Linked DNA regions of Mus musculus: region 2 is linked to region 1. A link is a loop called in an ENCODE intact Hi-C map of the cell type or tissue named here. Cell type or tissue: left cerebral cortex. All regions are shown on one strand. Links, peaks and the distances in the headings refer to the core of each region. The heading gives the core; the rest is flanking DNA.

Region 1 (10,357 bases), core at 642-8,641:
GTCCCCATCCTTGGGACGCCGACTGAAGCCATCTCTCGCGCCGGGAAATAGTGACAGGTGGGATGCGTGCTGCATGACTCTCGGTTGAGCTCTCGGTTTTGTTTTTCAGGCCTGCTGGGAACAGGACTTCTAACAGCAAGTATGTCTGGAAGGTACGCGATCTCACAATAGTCGTTTTCTCCATTTCTGTTTCGTTCTATTAAACGCGAAGCTAAAGTTCAGTGTAATGCGGGAGGGGAACGAGAGGTCTGCTGTAGATAGCTGGAGTAGGAATTGCTACAAAGCAAATCATGGTGGCTTGCTAAAAGATACATGAAAAGTTGTAACGGGGTAGTCATCATGTCTTTCTTAACGTTGTCTTAGGCTGTGGTGCAAGGCCATTTTTGCTGGCTACAAGCGAGGTCTCCGGAACCAAAGAGAGCACACGGCTCTTCTTAAAATTGAAGGCGTTTATGCCCGAGATGAAACGGAGTTCTACTTAGGCAAGAGATGTGCTTATGTGTATAAGGCAAAAAAGTAAGTATGCTCCCATGCCTTTTAATTTTTGGTTGACTAATCTCGTTTTTTCTACTGAAAAGGTAGGGGTGTTAGTGAGAAATTGGTGTGGTTGAGTCTTCCTAGACACGTGAAGAGCTTAGAGGAAATTAGAGAGGGATCTTTTTGTCGGTGGTATGGACTATATAGGCACCATTGGTTCGTAGTACAAGTGTAGAAGTTCCCTGTGTTAAGTCCCTAACATGGTTAAAAACAAAGATTACAGCTCTTAGTACCTTTCATTTTCCTTTGAAAGGGTTTATATAGTACTTTTCAATGTATCTTGATTTGTTTTAGTTACTAAAAATGACAATTACTAGAATAGATTGTTCTTGTTATTGTACAATTTATTTGCTCCCACATCTATATTGAGTTAGGTGATTCTGCTCTGCTCTGTGAACAAACAGTCTATTGCACCCTGACTTAGAACAATTGAGGTTACATTTGGAAAAACTAGTTGAAAAATTAGTTAATTTTTTATGTGCATTGGTGTTTGCTTGTTTGTATAGCTGTGAGGGTGCCAGATTCCCTGGACCTGGATATTTGTGTGTATGTGTGCGTGCGCGCGCGCGCGCGCGCGCGCGCGCTTGTGTGCTTGTTTTAAGCTGGGTTCTATATTGGTTCTCTGGTCCCTCTTTTCCTACTGGGAATTGAACATAAGGCCATACAGAAATTGGCCCTTGTGTGCACTGTCAGGGCATGCGTATGTGTGTGAGTCCTGCATGCCCTTAGTCCCAGCATTCAGGAGGCAGACCTGAGTGAGGTCTGTAGCTGAGGCTCAGCCTGGTTGAGACCTCAGTCGTTTGCTTCATGCCATCATTCTCAGTCTCTGATAGCCTGTGCTTTCAGGTCCTCGTTTTCAGCTTTTATCCTGAGTAGGTGTCATTGCTGTGTCTTTCCACATTTACTCTTAATGGTTTTAGTACACAGATTCTTCTGACTATCCTGGAAATAGGCTTTATGTATATGAATTGTTGAATGAATATTGTTCCCCCCAATTTCTCAAGGTGTTCTGTGTGGAGAGTAGAGGTGGGAGCCTGGACCCTAGGAAATAACTGAGTTAGTGTCATGTTTATGTCCGTGTTGGAGCTCATGCCGCTTATGTCTTTAAAAACCAGCAATACAGTGACTCCTGGAGGTAAACCAAACAAAACCAGAGTGATCTGGGGAAAGGTAACTCGGGCCCACGGAAACAGCGGTATGGTTCGTGCCAAATTCCGAAGCAACCTTCCTGCAAAGGCCATTGGACACAGAATCCGTGTGGTGAGTGCCAATAGCAAAATAAATGGCTCTTTTGATACTTACTACCTACCTCAAGACTTGTGAGTGTAAAAGTCCAGAGTATAAACCAGTTCTGTGAATTGGTGACTGACTTAAGTGGAAAAAAACAGAACTGGCAGGGTGAAGCAGGCGAGGGTGGCCCGCAAATGAATAGCATTTAAGTTTCATTATCACTAAAGCAACCTGGGAGGAGAAATACTTTGGACAGGATTTATTTGTGTCTTTGTGCCAAAGTCTTATGGTGTGCCCCCGGTTGTCCTGGAACTTGTTATGTACACAAGGCTCATATTTGACTATGGCAGGTTCTCACAAAGTTGTCAAGGCTGGTCTTGAACTTAAGTCCTGCCTCAGCCTTCTAAGTAGGTGGGATTTCAGGCCAATGCTACCTAGCTCATCTTATGTCGTGCCTTGTTTGGGGGGCATGTTATGGTTTGTTATGTCTACCATCTCAGTCCTGCCAGACTAGACAGTGACTTTATCCTGTACATGGGAAGCATGCTCATACCATGTTTCAGGACTTTGGCCCACGGGGGCATGCTATGTTGAGATTTTTGTCATACTTTCGCTTGGGTCCATTTATAGTGTACTCTAATGGTGGGAATGTTGGGCGCCACCATACCCCACTCGACAACTTGCATTTTAGGGCTGTCATTTATGTGGGCATACATGGCACAAGAGTGTATGAAAGTCAGAGGGCAATTTGTAGGAGTCAGCTATTCTGCTGTGGCATTTGCAAGAATCAAACTCCATGTGGTCAGGCTTGGTGGCAAGTGCCTGTATCCACTAAGCCATTTCACTTGAGTATTTTTGTTTAGTTTTGATTGCTTTGATTTGGGGCTAGGGTTCATAGGTCAGTTCGGAGTCCTGATTATAGTTAGCATTCATGACCCTTGGTCTTGGGTACCAGGGGGGAAAAGTGCTGGTTCCTGAGGCTGGGAGGTGGCTCAGTTGGAAAAACTGAGGTTTTTTTCCCCCAGCAGCCACATAAAGACAGGCACAGCAGTATCATGTCTGTAATTTGAGCCCTTGGGAAATGGGAGAATCTGTGGGGCAGTCAGTGAGAGAGAGACCGTTCCATCTCAAGAATGTACGTGTCACTGTAGATGACCATGTACAAAATGAGTATTACATAAGGTCAGATGCTGTGCAAATGCCTCCTTACTATCAGGATAAAGCCACCAGGTGCATTTTGGGATGAGTAATACGGTAATGTGATATTTATTATTCACCTAATGTTTCTGTTTCTTTTTCCCCAGATGCTGTACCCATCCCGGATTTAAACTAATGGAGAGTAAATAAATAAAAGTAGATTTGTGCTCTTGTATTTTTTTTTCACATCTGTCCTAAATTGAGTTTCTCTTTGTTAAGGTGTTTGGAGTTGTATAGCAGTTTTGGAGTGCAAGGAACTTCTATGTAATAGTATTAGACAAAAAGTTTTCCTGGGTGAGGTGACATATACCTTCAGTGCAGATGCTCACATCCAGGCCAGCCAGGACTGTATAGTGAGAGCCTGTCTCAGGAAAAGTTTTCTGTTAATTAATGCTGGAGCAGAGCTGGGTTATATGAGTAACCTATAGGAGCGTGATTTCCATTCTAGATTTTTAGTGAAAGAAGCATCAAGTCATCATAGGCCTGAGGTGGATCTCACTGAGACACTGACCACTGCCATGCTGTGGGCGTGAGGTGAGGCACCATGGTAATAGTGCATGCTTGTTCCCCATACAAATCCAGAACTCAGGAGGGACTTGGGAAGAATTTGAATGGTGCTTGTCTGGATAAACGGGGGTAGGATGGCATGGTGGTGTTGGGGACTGATTTGGGATTGGTCAAGTGAAAGTAGTATGTCCTGAAAAGGTCAGACTAGTGCATTTTATTTCTACCTTGGAAAACTGCCCTTGAAAATGGCTGGTTTCAGTACCTGCAGGGTTGATAATAGCATATTTACAAAAGTATGCAGGGCTCTCAAACACATGAAGGTTTGAGGATATCCTGGAAATAAGGCATATTTAGGTTGCTAACAAGTTCTTTTATTAACCAATTTAGACTGGACTGTGCTACAGAGCCTGAGCTATTAAAGAAATGGCCAGGCAGTGGTGGTCAAATCTCTTGAGTTAAAGGCCAGCCTGGTCTATAGTGAGGTACCCCCACACCCCAAAAAATGGTTGAGTCCTTTCCACCAAGATGATGGTACTGCAACTATTGCGGGGAAAACTGCATCAGAGGGCACAAGGCAGTTCCCAGAAAGGTTGGTTAGTTCAAAGCGAAGTTGGCATTGCAAGTTGTACTTTTGGAAAAGTGTTCCTTGCTGGGTTGTGAGTGGTCTCCAAAGGAGTAATAAAGAGCAACTAGGTTAGCTCACTAGATTCCTATGTACTTAATATTGGAAACTACTTTTTAGGGGTGTCAGTCTTGGATTTATTATAATCTAAATTGTTTTCCCCAAAAGCTACTTGTGTGTCAGTTATGTGGTCAGCAGTGACCACTGGAAAGGTTAGGTGTCTGAAAGGAGCGGCACAGGGGTCTTAGGTACTCCGCTGGGATTTTTTTTTTTTTTTTCTTCGAGACAGGGTTTCTCTGTATAGCCCTGGCTGTCCTGGAACTCACTCTGTAGACCAGGCTGGCCTTGAACTCAGAAATCCACCTACCTCAGCCTCCCGAGTGCTGAGATTAAAGGCGTGCGCCACCACGCCCGGCGGGATTTTTTTTTTTAAAAGATTTATATGTAAGTACACTGCCACGCCCGGCGGGATTTTTTTTTTTTAAAAGATTTATATGTAAGTACACTGTAGTCTTTAGATACAGAAGAGGGTGTCAGATCTATCTTGACAAATCACCATAAACTGAGGTGGGGTTTGCAATTTTGAGAACTGAAATTGAATGGACAATAAGTGCTGCTTTAAACAATTTCTAGAATTCCATCTTTAAAGTAGTTAGGAAGCCCAGCAGTGGTGACACGCCTTTAATCCCAGCAATTGGGAGGCAGAGGCAGGCAAATTTCTGAGTTCGAGACCAACCTGGTCTACAAGAGTGAGTTCCAGGACAGCCAGGGATACACAGAGAAACCCAGTAACAACAACAAAAAAGAGGCGGGATGGGCTTTGGAAGCTGAATAGTTATGTTTACAAAGTTGAGCCAATGTTGGGAATTAAGTATTTGCGGTAAGCAGAGAAAGGTTGAGACTCCTTTAAGGTATAAGGAATGACTTACACATGCTATGGCAAGTGACCTTTGCGCAGACTTCAACCTTGTAGCTCGGGGCTCTCTAACTTTCCCTGTGTAGTGGGTAGACAAGCTGTCACATATGTACCATAACCCTAGTTGGCTGTCCAAATAGCTTTGGTAGTTACGTGATGGTGCTGGAGTGGACTGAAGGGTCTGGTTCACAGGACCAGCTGTGGGCCGAGCGCTTAGCTGCTACGGAATGAAGTGGCAGCAGCAGCTTCTGAATGCGCCGCTCCGCACGCCCGACCGCTTTGCACTAATCCCCGCTAGCCCAGGGTTCCCACAGCTCAGTTCACGTGGGCTGCCCCGCGGCGCTCATTGGCCAGCTCCGCGCGTCGCCGCGGTCGCCGCTGCCCTCGTCCTCCGCCGGACCCGGCGTAATGCCGGCCAATGGCGAGGCGGCTTACGGCCCGCCACCTGTCCGCGGCGAGGGCGGGCGGCGGCGAGGAGGCGTCGCACTCCATGGTAACGACGCCGGCCCGAAGATGGCGGCCGCTGGGTCTGGAGGAGCGGGCGGCCCGGGACCAGGGCCGCGAGGCCGCTGGGGCGGCTGCCTGTGGGTGCGAGGCGTCCTGCTTGTGCTGGGCGGGCTCCCGGCCGGTGCCGGAGCTGCTCCCGTCTCCCTGGGCACTTCGCCTCCGTGTCGCCATCACGTCCTTTCGGACACTGAGGTAGGGCGAAGCGGGGCGCGAACGGGCCGGGCGAGGGAGTGGCTGGAGTAACGTGGAGGGTGTGGCGTCCCGGATGGCGGACTGCAGGTGCTCTGCAGGAGAAAGCCCTCGCCCGACCCGCAGGACCCGCCGGACCCGCGGGACCCGCCGTCAGCCCCTGCTGCCTGCAGAGCAGCTGAGTTAGGCACTTGTCCCCTCCCGTTCCGCTTAGCCAGTAGTACCACAAACTTGGACGAGCATCAGAATAATCGAAGCGCTTGTTAGAACAGATTGCCGCCCCGCTCCCCCCACTTTCTGACTCAGGAGCTCTGGCATGCATCCCCACAATTCGGATTCCTAGATACTGATGCTGCTTACTTAAGCACCACACCGAGAACCTCTTATCCGAAGACTTGAGAAACAGTTGAAGGGAGAACCAGACAGAGCTGTTGGTAGGAAGGCTACTACTGAGAAAACTCAGGAGACCAAAGTTCAGGATTCGTTTTCTAGTTAGTTATGGCTTTGCTGCCTTTATCCCATCCCCTCTGCTCTGTAAAGTCTGCACCTCCTTTCACCTCAACTCTCTCTCAGTCTTTATAAATTCTTGTAGTCTCGGTTCACTCAGATCTGCCTACCAAAACCTCCCCAGTAGAGCGTTCTTCCCATTTCGTCTGGAGGCCTTATCTGTATTCTGGCATTGAACCAGGTTCTCTTCTGTGCTACGCGTAGCTTTCAGCCTTGCCTTGCAGTGTTCAGACTGGCCTTGAACTTACTGTGTAGCTCAGGCTGGCCTGGAATTTGAGATCCTTCTGCCTCAGTTTCCAGAGTGCTGGGGTTGTAGAAGTATGATATCACTTCTGGCTCTGCTCATCGTTTATCCTCTCCAGTGAGCTTTTTGTTTTGTTGGTGTTCTTTTAACACACACACACACACACACCCCTCCCCCTCGTTTGGTTCTTTCTGTTATTGCTAGCCTTCCTCGACACCTTATTATACGCTCATTTCCCTGTAAGCCCAGTGAGCACATGACAGTCGCATTAAGGGAGTTGCTTCAATTCAGGGCTGAAGAGGTGGTTTCTGCTCCCTGCTCTCTTCCCTCAGCACACATCACATTCTTCTGCTGGGTCTCGTAACTGTTAAGTTTTCATTAGGTAGTGGCCACTGTGAGCCTCCCCCTCGCAGTCTTTCTCCCCGTTACCTTGTGCTACTGTAAGGTCTGAACATGTGTTCTCATTAAGCCCGTAATGCTCTGTGTTCTGCCTCCTGCACAAAACCCCTGGGAAAAGGGGGCCTTACAAGTCAGAGGCACCGTTCCTGTATTTCAAAAGCAGACCTTGCAAGCTGTGTCTTTTCTCCTCTAGTGCCTTCAACTAGTATTCTTTAGTCGTTTTGTTTTCTGAATCAGGGTCTCCTGAGGCCCGGGCTGGCATGGAACTCACTCTGTAGCCTCTACTTGCCTTCATTTCCCAAGTCTTGGTATTATAGGGGTGGATTACCACATTTGGCTTCAAGTGGAACTGGTTTTAAATAGTTCTTCCAAATTTGACAATATATATTATCTATATGACGCTGCCATTCCATTCCTAGAAGCTAGCAGTTCCACTTTTGTATGCTAGTGCTGAGTTTGGTGCTCTGGATTCTGCAGTCTGTATGTGGTCTAGTGCGTATGTAAGTCAGAGAGGGAATAAGCTATGTTTCTCTTAACTTTTCTCAAATAGCCCCTTTTCCACAACATCTCTCCTTAACCTGTTCCTCTAAAGTTGACTTTCGTGCCTTCTGTTTGTGACCTTGAATCAGTTTATTAGGAATTACCGGACTCAGCCGTCTTCATTACCTCAAGGCAATGTAGATGTCATACATGTATCCAAGTACCTGCCACGGTGCCTTGCATATGAAGACACCCAATATACGCTCAACTTAATGAATGCATCGTGGGGCTGTAGTCCACTGATAGAACGTATGACCCCAAAGCCCCGGGTTAGCCTCCAGCATTGTAAAGTAACAGCAGCAGCTGAGCACAACCAAAGCCACAGGGCACTGTCGCCTGCCCATGAGGAGGAAGACTGCAGGCAGGCTGTCTGCCGGGGGACGAAAGTGGACAGAGGGCGCTGTCACCTGCCTGTGAGGAGGAAGACTGCAGGCAGGCTGTCTGCCAGGGGACGAAAGTGGACAGTACACACTGTAGATCAATAGCATGCAGCATAGCTATTTTTCTACAAAATGAGTGATCCCATTTTTGTTCTATAAATATTCAGAAATATTAAATGTAAGAAAAATAATGAAGGAAGCGATTATTCACTGTTAGAGTTATAGGAATGAGTTATGCATAGCCTACTATTTAGCTAAAACTTTTTTTTTCCCTGTGTTTCATAAGTTACATAAAGTTGGTCATCCTGAGCCTGGTGCTGGTGCACGCTTTTAATCCCAGCAGGCAAATCTCTGTGAGTTCGAGGCCAGCCTGATCTACAGAGTGAGTTCCGGGACAGCCAGAGCTACATAGAAAAATCCTGTCTCTTAAAAAAAAGGGGTGGGGGTTATTCTCTTGTAAGAAGGTTTTGTTCTTCTTAAAGGGTAACTTTAGGTCCTGTTAGGGCTGTGTAGCTCCTTTGGTAAAGCACCTTTAAAGCCTGAGGGCCTGAGTTAGGTGTCCTAGAACTCGGGTTACAGAATCAAAATAATAAAGCCAGGTGGGGGTGGTGAACGCCTGTCATCCCAGAATTCAGGGCAGAGGCAGGTGAATCTCTGAATTCGGGGCTAGCCTGGTCTATAGAAGAGTGAATTCCAGGACAGCGAGGGCTATACAGAGAAAACTTGTCTTGAAAAACCAAAATGAAAAAAATAAAACTGACCGAGTGTGAAGGTACATACTTAAATCCTAGCCGTAGAGAAGCGGAGACAGGAGGGGTTCTGGGGCTCACTGGCCAAACAGGTAAGCCTGCTGGGCAACCCCCTCGCCCGTGAGAGACCCCGACTCCAAAAACAAGGTAGATGGTGTTTGCCCACACGCACCTACTCACAAACACACACTCACACACCAGACACTGACAAACACACACTCATGTACACACACCCACACAAGCACACTCTCACACACTCTTACATTTTCAGTCTCCTGTCATTTTCTTCTCTCTTTTGAGACAAAGTCTAACTCTTCCCTGCGTAACTCTGGCTGGCCTTGAACTCCAAATGCTGGGATTGATGGTGTGAGCTGCCCACTCAGCCTCTCTCGTCAGTTTCTAAAGGCTTGGGGTCAGCAAAACTAGATTCTGTATGACAAACTGCAAAGCCTTCACCAAGCCCGAGCCTTTCTGACAGCTGTGTCACTGTAACAATTTACTCACGTCAAAAGTTCAAAATGCTTATCTCTCAGATGATAACATTTTTCTTGGGTGACATTTGGGGTTCAGGAATGCTAACATCATAGAATATAAGGTAAGGGACTTTTAGGGGGTGTCACACTTAAAATTTAGCTCATTTTACTTAGGTCTCAATTGGGCAGTTAAATGAACACACATTATTATATTTAAATTTACTTGAGTAAAGAAAAATGTCATACCCACTTTTAAAAAAGATTTTTCAGACCATTCACTCTTCTAGGTCATAAATAAGGTCCATCTTAAGACAAATCATGTCACGAAGAGAGATGCTGACGGGCATTTACGAATCAAGACCATCTACGACCAGAGCATTGAAGAGTAAGTCTGCTGTTCCTTTGCCACGCGTTTATTGTTTGCTTGTTTGCGACGTCCTGTGCTGGCCACGCTGGCTGTCACCTCATTGTGTTGCCCTGACTGGCCTCAGACTCACTCACTGCATCAGTCTGGTCGCTTTTTTCTAGTGTCCGTCTAAGTATTAAAGATATTTTTTTCGTGGTTATCGAACGAACAGAATATCCAAAGGTGGAACTAGAGAAGGCTGGTGTAACTCTAACACAGAACTCAGTTGAGATTGCCTTTCATCCTAAAAGGGCAAAGGCCATGGTGTGTAACTAACACTGCTTATCGTGAATAATTTAAAGAGAACCAGTGTGGCCTTACTTGACTGTGGCCATAGCAGACCTGGAAGACACTTGTCAGTAAGCATTCAAAGGAAACATCAGAGGCAAGGCAAGTATAAACTCTGATGAAGAAGATACAGAGTAGCTAGAGGATGTGGTCTGAGAGCAGCCCCGAGCACAGACTGGGGTCTGAAGTCATTGATGCACTGCTCATAGGGCAGTCCATGTCCTTCTGCAGCCTGGCCGTTCTGAATGAATGAGCTAGTGAGTGACCATGCTTAGTCCCATCCATCCATGCTTGGGCACAGCAGGATGTCTCCCACACCTGTCGAGGTAAGCGGAGACTTTGGAAGCCTTGTGCCTCCATCTAGAGCGACTCAGAGCCCTCAACAGGTACAACCCTGACAGATAGGGCAGTGCTCTGACTCAGGGCGGCCGTACTTTTCTTATGTGGTAGTGGAGACTGAACCCAGGGCCTTGTGCCCGCTCGGCATGTGTGTGTCCTACCGCCAGGCTGTGCCATTTCACCAACCCTTAGAGTGGCAGTTCTTATGTTTTTCTCCTTATGTTTTCAGGTTGCTCCCTGAGAAAAGATATCTTGTAAAGGTATGTAATAATAAATACTCCTCAGTTGTGCACTTCAGATACGCACATTCCATTATGTGCTAATTCT
Region 2 (10,357 bases), core at 1,628-9,627, 94 kb after region 1:
TATACTTGTGGCATTTCTCCTGCCTCAGCTGCATAATATCCCGTTATATATGCAACTTTTATCCCTCCATCCGCTGGCTCTACTGATGGACATGTGAGTTCTTCCGCTTTCTGGTTATTGTGAACAATACAAACATGCTTCAGTCTGTTTTAAATTATCTTAGACACTGTATATATGAAGACTGGAATGCCTATGTCTTATGGTAGTTCTAAGTTTAACTTGCAGGAATTACCAAACTGTCCTGCCGCCACCCCAGCATTCCATCTGTGTTAGGGATGTTTGTGGCTTATTGATTTATTCGTTCTTTTTTTTTAATTTTTTTTTTGGTTTTTTTGAGACAGGGTTTCTCTGTATAGCCCTGGCTGTCCTGGAACTCATTCTGTAGACCAGGCTGGCCTCGAACTCAGAAATCCGCCTGCCTCTGCCTCCTCTGCTGGGATTAAAGGCGTGTGCCACCACGCCCATCTTGATTTATTCATTCTTAATACAAAGTAATATGTCTTCCAGCTGCATTTTAATAATTCAGTCTTAGTTAAATCTGACAGATAGAGAAGGGGGCACGGCATAGAGAGAGAGTTCTTGTACTGTGAAGACAGACAGGATGGATAAGAGCATTTGACTCCGTGGCTTCTTTCCATCATAGCAAAGGCCTCTGCACCCCAGGGTCCAGGGACGTACTGGGACAGACTAATGACGGGAGCCATCCCTGTAAGCTTGCTGTTCACCACGCTGAAGGATCCTGGGTAAGAGTCACTTGTCCAACAGTTTCTGGGATTAGATGCTTGTGTGATGGGAACGGTGGATAGATACACTGGCCAGACCTCACTGGGGAGCAACTTTATAGCACTCTCAGTGCCTGGGCCCAGTGGGCAGAAGTGGGCACCAGCTGGCCCTACAGTTTGGACCCTGCAGGGTTGGACTTGTACAGTCAGATCTTGGTGACAGAGCTGGTGTCATCTTCATAGGCATTGCCACTTCCCACTGGCTGCTAATGGGTGGGATGAAGTCAGGGTATGGCGACTTTATGGGTTCCCTTGCTACCTTATCCCTTGCAACAGCCCCCCGCCCAAGCACTAGGTAGGAGAGAGAGATGTTAGAGGGGAAAGAGGGCATCAATATTGTTAGACTACTTCCTGCTGATTGTGGGCAAGTATGATCTCTGTAGTCGGGATACCAGCAACCACAAGCAGAAGGAGCAGCAGGAGGAAGAACCCCGCCCCCCCCCCCCGCGCCCCCCAGGGCTGTAGCATTTTGATACTTTCTCAAGAGTTCCCAGAATTCCAAATGTCATATCCTACATTTGCAGAAACTATTTGCAGATGGAAAAAAAAAAAAAAAAAAGCCCCTGTTAGAGCACGAGGCAGATCATAAAATCTACAGCCGTGGACCATCTAAAGCAGTCCCACGGGGGCTGGTGAGATGGCTCAGTGGGTTAGAGCACCCGACTGCTCTTCCGAAGGTCCAGAGTTCAAATCCCAGCAACCACATGGTGGCTCACAACCACCCGTAATGAGATCTGACTCCCTCTTCTGGTGTGTCTGAAGACAGCTACAATGTACTTACATATAATAAATAAATTAAAAAAAAATAAAAATAAAAATAAAGCAGTCCCACATCTGATACCTAGGATTAAAACAAAAACATATATCCCTATAAGATTTCTGGGTTTTTAAAGAAATCAAAATTCCTACTACACAGGGTCTCCCTCTGCAGCCATAGTGACCTCCAGCCATCAGCTTGTCATCCATCGGGACACCACCTCCAGCAGCCATGGAGGACCCTGCAGACACCTCACTGGCTTCTTGGTCCTTCCTTTGGGTCCATGGCCAGTGCTGCAGCTGCACAGAGTGCAAGGTTCTTTGTTTTGTTTTAAACAACTATGAAAGCTGCTACTGTAGGTTGCAGACAGACGGTGCATTTAATTTTTTTTTTTTCCTTGCAGCCTAGAGTTCTTCCCAGCCTCAGATGATAGGCTGTGTTCCTTTTGAAATTCCGGGCCAGTTGGGAGAACAGATTGCACAAGAGAGGAGGTCCTTCTGGTCCTTGTAGATCTTAAGATAGAGCAACCAAAAAAACAACCCCAGAGTGAAAACAAGAAGCGAAAGCTGAGAGGATACGCTTTTCAGTTGATCTGTTTTACTATTCCTCCCTCGTCAACTTCACAAATGTTCCTTGAGCTTCGTGTGGGACCAGCACTCTGTGCTGGCGCTGGGGATGCGGCAGGCAAGGAGGTCTCCAAGCTGGCAGACACAGCTTGGGAGATGAGAGGGATAATGATGACAAAAGACGTCCATGCCCTAATCTTGGGACCTGTGAACCTGTTTGGTGCCTGGCGCCCAAAGTCTCACACGGGTTCGGCATTAGATAAACCATTGAGCTGTATTCCCGACTCGGGTGAAGGTTTTTCAGATATGATATTTTTCTCCATTATCTGAGTGAGTCTGATATAATCACTGTTTTTTTTTTGTTTTTTTTTTTAATAAGGAGCTCAAAGGGTTGGGGATAAGGCTCAGTAGATAAACATGGTGGGTGCTTGTACACACATGAACACATGTGCACCCCTCCCACAAGAGGCTCAGCAAGTAAAGCATGATCTTGAGGTGGCTTGGGGGTAACAATGCATGCAGCAAGCCTGGTGTCCTGAGTTCCTCACACACAGGGTGAAAGTCAAGATCTGACTCCTGCAAGTGTTCTTGGGACCCAGCACAAGCTCCCACACTCAGTCTTACATACACAGCAAGTAAGTAAGTAAATACGAAACACCTTAATAAAAATATAACATTGCCTTGGGGCAAACATTTTTTAAATAGGGATGCAGGAAGGTCACATAGAGGAGAGCTGTGGAGATGGAGGCAGGGTCACAGAGGTTGAGTGCCACCCTGTTGTTCTTGCCGCAGAGGGAAGAGCCACTTAAAAAACACATCTTAGTGGGGGGCTGGAGAGATGGCTCAGCAGGTAAAAGCACTTGCTATGTAGTCCTGATGCCCTGAGAACCGGGTCATGAATTCACCTATTCTGTCTACACACACACACACACACACACACACACTAAATAAATAAGTAAACAACAAAGCCTAAACCCACTTCTGTTTAGTAAGGCATGCAGATGGGAAATATAGGACTTTGGAATGAACAAGAGGAAGGAGCAATTAGAGGTTCTGTCCTGGGGAGGTAGAATGGGCTGCCCTCCCCTCTCTTGCTGTTTTATACGGCACTATCCTGTTCTTCATTCCCCAGGTACCCAACTGCAGAGTGCTCTCTGCCCACCCTACCCCTCAAGCCCCTCGTTCTGTCTGTGTGTATCACCCAGAAGCAAGGATGTTCTGTTTTGTCCCTGCTCAGTCACGATTCATGTCTCTTGGGTAGATCACACTTGGTCATCTTCTGCTTCCTTAGACAGCACAGATAGATACCCTGTGTAGATCCATCTTAGCAAGTATGCTTTGCTTGCACGGCCTCTGGTGGCCACAGAACACTGGTTTCAGGTTTTCCTGCCCACAAGGAGCTCACTGGCACGGGGTGGAAAGCTGGGCATTGGGAATTGTAGGTTAGACAGCCATAACTTTGAACTACTTGAGAACATAGCCATCACTCTCAGGAAAATTCATCAACAGTGGTAGTGGTGGTGGTAAGGGGGGAGTAGAGCCCTCAGGCAAGCAGGGCAGCAACCTGGTGGCTCTGTGGTTCTGTTCTAGGTACATCCAACAGCTGTGTCATGTGACTGCCTTTGAGTTCCATGAGATAACACCATTACAGAGACTTCTAAAGACTCTCCCTTTTCCCTTCAGCCAATTTTAGCTGAATTTTGTTGACAGCCAGAGAATGTCAGCCAATTTAAAAAAAAAAAAAAAAAAAGATTTCTGGGGAATTGTCTCTGGAGAAAAGCTGTTGACAAGGACGCTTCTGGGTACCCTCTGCCCTTTCATAGGACAGAGGCCAGAAAGCCTGTCTGTGTTTGCTGTGTTGACTGCCTGTCTGTGTTTGCTGTGTTGACTGCCTGTCTGTGTTTGCTGTGTTGACTGCCTGTCTGTGTTTGCTGTGTTGACTGCCTGTCTGTGTTTGCTGTGTTGACTGCCTGTCTGTGTTTGCTGTGTTGACTGCCTGTCTGTGTTTGCTGTGTTGACTGCCTGTCTGTGTTTGCTGTGTTGACTGCTTTTGGGGTTTTGTTGATTTGAATTGCTGACCCTTCCTGCAGCTAAGCTTTGAAGCTGAGTCTCATGCAGTGAGAACTAGCCTGGAACTGACCTTGGACTCCTGATCCTCCTGTCCCCACCTCGTCCACGGTGGAGAGGTGTCAGGAAAGGAACTTGAGGTGAGAACTGAGCCTCAAAAGATCCCTTTGTCTGGGCTTCCTGTTTTCTGGAACCAAGACGCATGCCCTCTAACAAATTAATAATCCGAATATTTATGCAGTGAGTGCCTGTGAGTCTGTTACTGAGGATGCAGGTCATCTTTCATCACCTCCTTCATTTTACTATATCATGTGTTCACATTCGAGTTTGCATGCCCGTGTGCACTGCGTGTAAGTCAGAACAACTCATAGGTATCCGTTCTCTTCTACCACGTGGGTCCTAGAGATGAGCTCAGATCACCACTGAGCCATATCGCAGGCCACAACCACCTTCTGAAGTGGTCAGGTGCAATTATATGGACACAGCCTTGGGCTGGGGGCACCTGAGGGAAGGGGTCACATCCCTGCTTCTGGGTGTTTCCTGGTTCCTCCTTGTGTGAATCATTCTTTCCCATGTCTGCAGGGATTCTCAGGAGTCTCCCGGCTGGCCGCAGAGCATCCAGGCTGCCCACCCTGCTCACCCAAGGAAGAGCCCTGTTGTGGCAGAGGAGTGGCAGATGGGACTCTTAACAGGGACACCTCCTCTGGAGTCCGTGCACCTGCCCATTCCTCTAAGCCCTGCATCCTGATGCGGCCTTTCCCTAGGGCAGGCAGGGAGCTGGCAGACAGGCCAAGCTGCTCCTGTTTTAGTCAGGTCACTTCTGAGCAGGGTAGCCAGACTTCAGCCAGCCGTGTCTCACAAGCACAGCAGCACAAGATGAAGCTGCAGGCCTGGCGTGGTGGCGCACGCCTTTAATTCCAGCACTTGGGAGGCAGAGACAGGCGGATTTCTGAGTTTGAAGCCAGCCTGGTCTACAGAGTGAGTTCCAGGACAGCCAGGGCTATACAGAGAAACCCTGTCTCGAAAAAAAAAAAAAAAAAAAAAAAGAAGCTGCAGGAAAAACCAAACACACCCACCCATAGCCTGTAAACCTCTCCGTCCGGTGCTATCTCCATGCAATCTATTTTTGTATGACTCCCTCTGTCTGCAGCCGCTGTTTAGGGAACTTTCAATAATGTATGAGAAGACACAAACACATTCTCCTACTTTAAAAAAAAATCAATAGATAGGGGCTCAACAGTTAAGAACACTGTTCTTACAGAGAATCTGGTTCTAAACCCAGCACGGAAAAGGTAGCTCACAACCCTATTTAACTCCAGGTCCAGTGAATCTGATGCCCTCTGCTGGATTTTTTGGGTACAAAGAGCACGTGTGGTACACAGACATATATGTAGGCAAAACAGCCATACATAAAAAATAAATACATTATCAAGGAGCTGAGTATGAGTATTGGCTTTTGGATGGGGACAGGTGGAGGTCAAGATGTAGGCAGCTGAGACCCCCAGTTCAGGTGGTAGATCCGTTCAGGGATCTGCTACCGGAGGATTTAACTTAGAATGGCTTACAAACTAGGATGCTAGTTGTTGTGCTCAGCGATTGAGTTACCTGTTGATTGGGGGCGGGGGGGGGCGGAGAGAAGAAGCTGAGTATGGTTAGCACACACCTTTAACCCTAGCACTCAAGAGGCAGAGGCAGGTGGATCTCTAAGTCTGAGGCCAGCCTGGTCTACAGAGTGAGTTCCTGGGCAGCCAGGGCTACACAGAGAAACCCTGTCTGGTGGGGTGGGGTGGGGTGGGGGGGGAAGCAAAACCATAAACAAACAAAGATCCCACTGTCTGCAAGGCTCCTATGCCAGCTGTTCTGTACACATCTTTGTTAGGTCTGAATGAAGCCCAGGACAAATGGTGCCTATTGGCATATGGAAGAGCATGCTGGCCCCCAGGCTCTCACTGCATTGTGAGTGCCTGTTCCAGAGTCCGTGCTGGCATCCAGGCTTCTCTCAGCTCTTCTTACCCCGCCCCCTTCCCTAAACTCCTCGCTCTTGGGTTTCCCTACCCCAACTTCACATCCCCACATAACCCTGCCATTTCAGTTTTGCGTCCTTTTGTGCTCTTGGTTCTCTTGGTTTCTGTCTTAGTCAGGGTTTCTATTCCTGCACAAACATCATGACCAAAAAGCAAGTTGGAGAGGAAAGGGTTTATTCAGCTTACACTTCCATACTGCTGTTCATCACCAAAGGAAATCAGGACTGGAACTCAGGCAGGTCAGGAAGCAGGAGCTGATGCAGAGGCCATGGAGGGATGTTCTTTACTGGCTTGCTTCCCCTGGCTTGCTCAGCCTGCTCTCTTATAGAACCAAGACTACCAGCCCAGAGATGGCACCACCCACAAGGGGATCTCCCCTTGATCACTAATTGAGAAATGCCTTACAGTTGGATCTCTTGGAGGCATTTCCCCAACTGAAGCTCCTTTCTCTGTGATAACTCCAGCTGTGTCAAGTTGACACACAACCAGCCAGTACAGTCTCTCTTGCCTCTCTCTCTCTTCTTTTACTTCCTCCCCAACCCCTCTTTTCTCGTGACCCTGTTCGATTGACTGGCCATATCTAGTCTACTAGTTTCTCTGTTCTGGACTTAGAAACCTCTGGTGGTCCTCTCCCTCATATCTTCACTACATGCCTCCTCAACCATCCCTTGGGCCAGTGGTGTCCTCATGTCACTCTGTCTACACACAGTCTGTCAGTACCGTGAAGCCGTGAGCAGGACGTGGAGCACAACGATTCTCTGTAATATTTCAGGTCAGGAAAGCAGAGAGCTCCTGCTTGTCACGTGGGTCCTAAGCAGCGGCCACTGTGGAGCCATGGGGTCCCCTTCCCAGGCTCTATCAGTGGGAAATGCCACTCAGCCAACCCATCCACGTGAACTCCAGATCCGAAAATCTGACTTGAGGCAGAGGTGCTTTCTTTATATTATGTTAATTTATCACATGTGTGTGTATGCATGGGTGAACACACGTGCAATAGCCTGTGTGTAGAGGTCAGAGGACAACTTTCAGGCGTTGGCTCTCTCCATCCACCACGTGGGTCCCAAGGGTTGAATTCTTGTCATTAGGCACCTCACTGCACCACAGCTACACATTTTTTTTTTTGAGATAGGGTTTCTCTGTGTAGCCCTGACTGTCCTGGAACTCACTCTGTAGACCAGGCTGGCCTCAAACTCAGAAATCTGCCTGCCTCTGCCTCCCAAGTGCTGGGATTAAAGGCATGCGCCACCACGGACCAGAGCAACACTTTAAAGGAATGGAGCTTGGAGCATCTTCTCCCAGGACCCTGGGACTTCGGGCTTTGCTTTTCTCTGTGTGGGTGTCTGGGGCTTTCATGGTCCTGGCCGATAATAGCAACCTTCCCCACCATACCAGTTTCCTTTACTCAGAATTTTACTTTACAACCCAATGTTTCTTTGGACAATTTGAGATATGGTACTTGTTATGGTCTGTATATGCTTGGCCCCGGGAGTGGCACTATTGGAATGTGTAGCTCTGTTGGAGTAGGTGTGGCCTTGTTGGAGTAGGAGTGTCACTGTGGGTGTGGGCTTTAAGACCCTCATTCTAACTGCCTGGAAGCCAGTCTTCCACTAGCAGCCTTCACTTGGAGATGTAGAACTCTCAGCTCCTCCTGTACCATGCCAGCCTGGATGTTGCTATGCTTCCCCCTTGATGATAGTGGACTGAACCTCTGAACCTGTAAGCCAGTCCCATTTAAATGTTGTCTTTTATAAGAGTTGCCTTGGTCATGGTGTCTCTTCACAGCAGTAAAACCCTAACAATGACAATATTTTTTTAAAAAAAGAGAGAGTTTTATTTATTTTTATTTTATGCATATGAATGCTTGCTTGCATAAATATATGTGCACCACTTGAGTGCCTGTTGCCTGCAGAGCCCAGAAATGGCATCAGCTCCCCTGGAACTAGAGTTACAGATGGCTCTGAGCCACCATCTAGGTGCTGGGGACTGAATCCGGGTTCTCTGAGAGAGGACTTCATGGTCTTAACCACTGAGCCATCCCTTCCAGCCACCAGGCCTTCAGTTCCCTGCCAAGCTCTACCTCCCAAGGCTGAGGTTAGAGTTCTGGGTTCACCCCTGGCAGATGAGGAGAGGGAAGAGCATCGAGCTTCAGCAGACTAAGGTTGTGGGGTTGACATAGCCCAGGAAGCCTCCTGCCCAACCACTGGAAGGGCATAGCTCTGTGTAACAGGAGAGCAAGCTTCTGTCCAGCTGGCTCTGGGCGGGAGGGGTGGCGGGCGGCGAGACCACATTAAGCACTTCTCGTGGAATTCTGAAAGCTAAAAGCCCCAGCAAAGGAGCCAAAGCCGGGACCGACCATCTGCTCCAGCTGGACAGAAAAGGGGGATTAGGCAGACATTAGAAATGCAGAGCCAGCCGGGTGAGGTGGCACACGCCTTTGATCCCAGCACTTGGGAGGCAGAGGCAGGCAGATTTCTGAGTTCAAGGCCAGCGGTCTACAGAGTAAGTTCCAGGACAGCCAGGGCTACACAGAGAAACCCTGTCTCGAACCCCCCCCCCCCCCGCAAAAAAAAGAAATACCGATCCAATCGTGCCGCTTAGAATCAGCGAGGAGGGTAGAACCCAGGGCCTCACACGTGAGCCGTGAACACTCAAGTCTGAGCTGTGCGCCGGGTCCTTAGATGGGAGCTTTTGATTCTTTCAACTCTGAAATGAGGAATCTAAGGTTCTAGAAGGGGAAGTGTTTGGACAGAAGGCCACGCGTTTGTACCGCGTCTGGGGGTGGGGGGTGGGGGGTGTTGCAAACTTCGCTCTTATCATTGGCCTTCAAACCATCTGTTCAGCCCAGGAGTGCTCTCCAGTGTATTCCCTTGTGCTGCATGAACAACAGCTTTAGCACCAGGCTTCTATGCTAATGTACACGTGTCTAAGACAGCGCATAATTTCCAGACTTTCCAAAAATTTACTTAGCCATGTTCTTTTTTTAAAAAAACCCTGTATCTATGTACAGTCTCTAAAAGAGGATTAAAGGATTCTCCTCAAATGCTTAGGAAACGAGGCCTCGTACTGTACTGCGCTGTTAGCCTCGGGGATGCATGCTCGATGTTAGCCTCCGGGATGCATGCCCACACACACACACACACACACACACACACACACGATCCTGATCATTCACACAGCCAAGCACTGATGCAGGGGCGCAGGACTCGGGATGGAAAACCATCTCCTACAGGCTGCATTGATCTCAAAGTGCTGGAGTCTGTGTGGTGGAGGGATGGGAATGTGTCTAGGACATGGCTGTTCCCTGGGATGAGGGGTCACCTCAGCTTATCTGGGGTCAGGGCTCACCCAGCCTCAGCCTGCCTTAACATACACTGTTTCATTGGTGTATGGCAGGTCATTATCTTCCTGGACGTCACAATCTAGTCGGTGAACCAAGCATACCAGGAGTGATGTGGTGACAGGTAGGACAATAAGGGACACAACAAAAAGAAACAAAATGTCTTATAAACATGGACAGTTAGAAGACAGGCCTAGAGAATGGAGTCAAGGGAGAGCCAGCATGACTCACAGAGGCTGCTACCACTGGGTATTAAAGAGCAATTGAGAACTTTCCAGAGTCTGAATGGGAGAAGGGAGGATCTTGTATGCATAGGCATAGAAGTGAAACTGCTGACTCAGGTGGTTCTTCCTCCCCGCCCATCCCAGGAATAAGACTCAGACTCAACATATATTATAAATACCTTGGCCATATAGCTAGGCCCTTCCCTGACTAGATCATAAAATAACCCAATTATTCTAATCTACATTCTGCCACCTGGCTGGTTACCTGTGCTCAGGTACCATGCGTCAGTCTTGGGTGATCTTCCATGCCTGACACTCTCCCAGAATCCTTTCTGCCTACAGGATGTTCCACCTCCTATTTCCTGCCTAAGCTATAGGCCATCAAATTTATTATGGACACCTGTCTTAGGATTTTACTGCTGTGAAGAGACACCATGACCAAGGCAACTCTTTTGTTTGTTTGTTTGTTTGGTTGGTTTTGTTTTTGTTTTTTCGAGACAGGGTTTTTCTGTGTAGCCCTGGCTGTCCTGGAACTCACTCTGTAGACGAGGCTGGCCTTGAACTCAGAAATCCGCCTGCCTCTGCCTCCCAAATGCTGGG

The links. A loop is a pair of places that touch in the nucleus more often than their neighbours do. Peaks named below come from ENCODE experiments on the same cell type or tissue, not always from the same donor. Only the 100,000 strongest peaks of a DNase experiment are listed, where the experiment ranks them.
Region 2: it touches region 1 in a loop (2.1-fold over the local background); 6 of 42 quality-filtered maps call a loop at or near these places.

What each region holds. Positions count from the first base shown.
Region 1 is chr16:33,057,027-33,067,383 of GRCm38, forward strand. Rpl35a (ribosomal protein L35A) reads left to right here. Exons shown (of 5, transcript NM_001130485.1): 2 at 110-152; 3 at 364-516; 4 at 1,653-1,797; 5 at 3,072-3,163. The coding sequence starts at 142. The coding sequence ends at 3,095. It overlaps Lmln (leishmanolysin-like (metallopeptidase M8 family)), which reads left to right and starts at 5,495. Exons shown (of 17, transcript NM_172823.2): 1 at 5,495-5,708; 2 at 9,285-9,382; 3 at 10,260-10,290. The coding sequence starts at 5,523. It also overlaps a transcript of Iqcg not described here. In left cerebral cortex, for the core only: no CTCF peak of the experiment used is centred there; DNase peaks (open chromatin) are centred at 5,376 and 5,988; H3K4me3 peaks cover 1,973 bases; H3K27ac peaks cover 718 bases.
Region 2 is chr16:33,149,685-33,160,041 of GRCm38, forward strand. No RefSeq gene overlaps it. Among named protein-coding and RNA genes, the nearest start is that of Gm41447, 17 kb to the left of the region's middle. In left cerebral cortex, for the core only: a CTCF peak has its summit at 5,518 (motif pointing left); DNase peaks (open chromatin) are centred at 2,038, 5,517, 8,572 and 9,140; H3K27ac peaks cover 332 bases.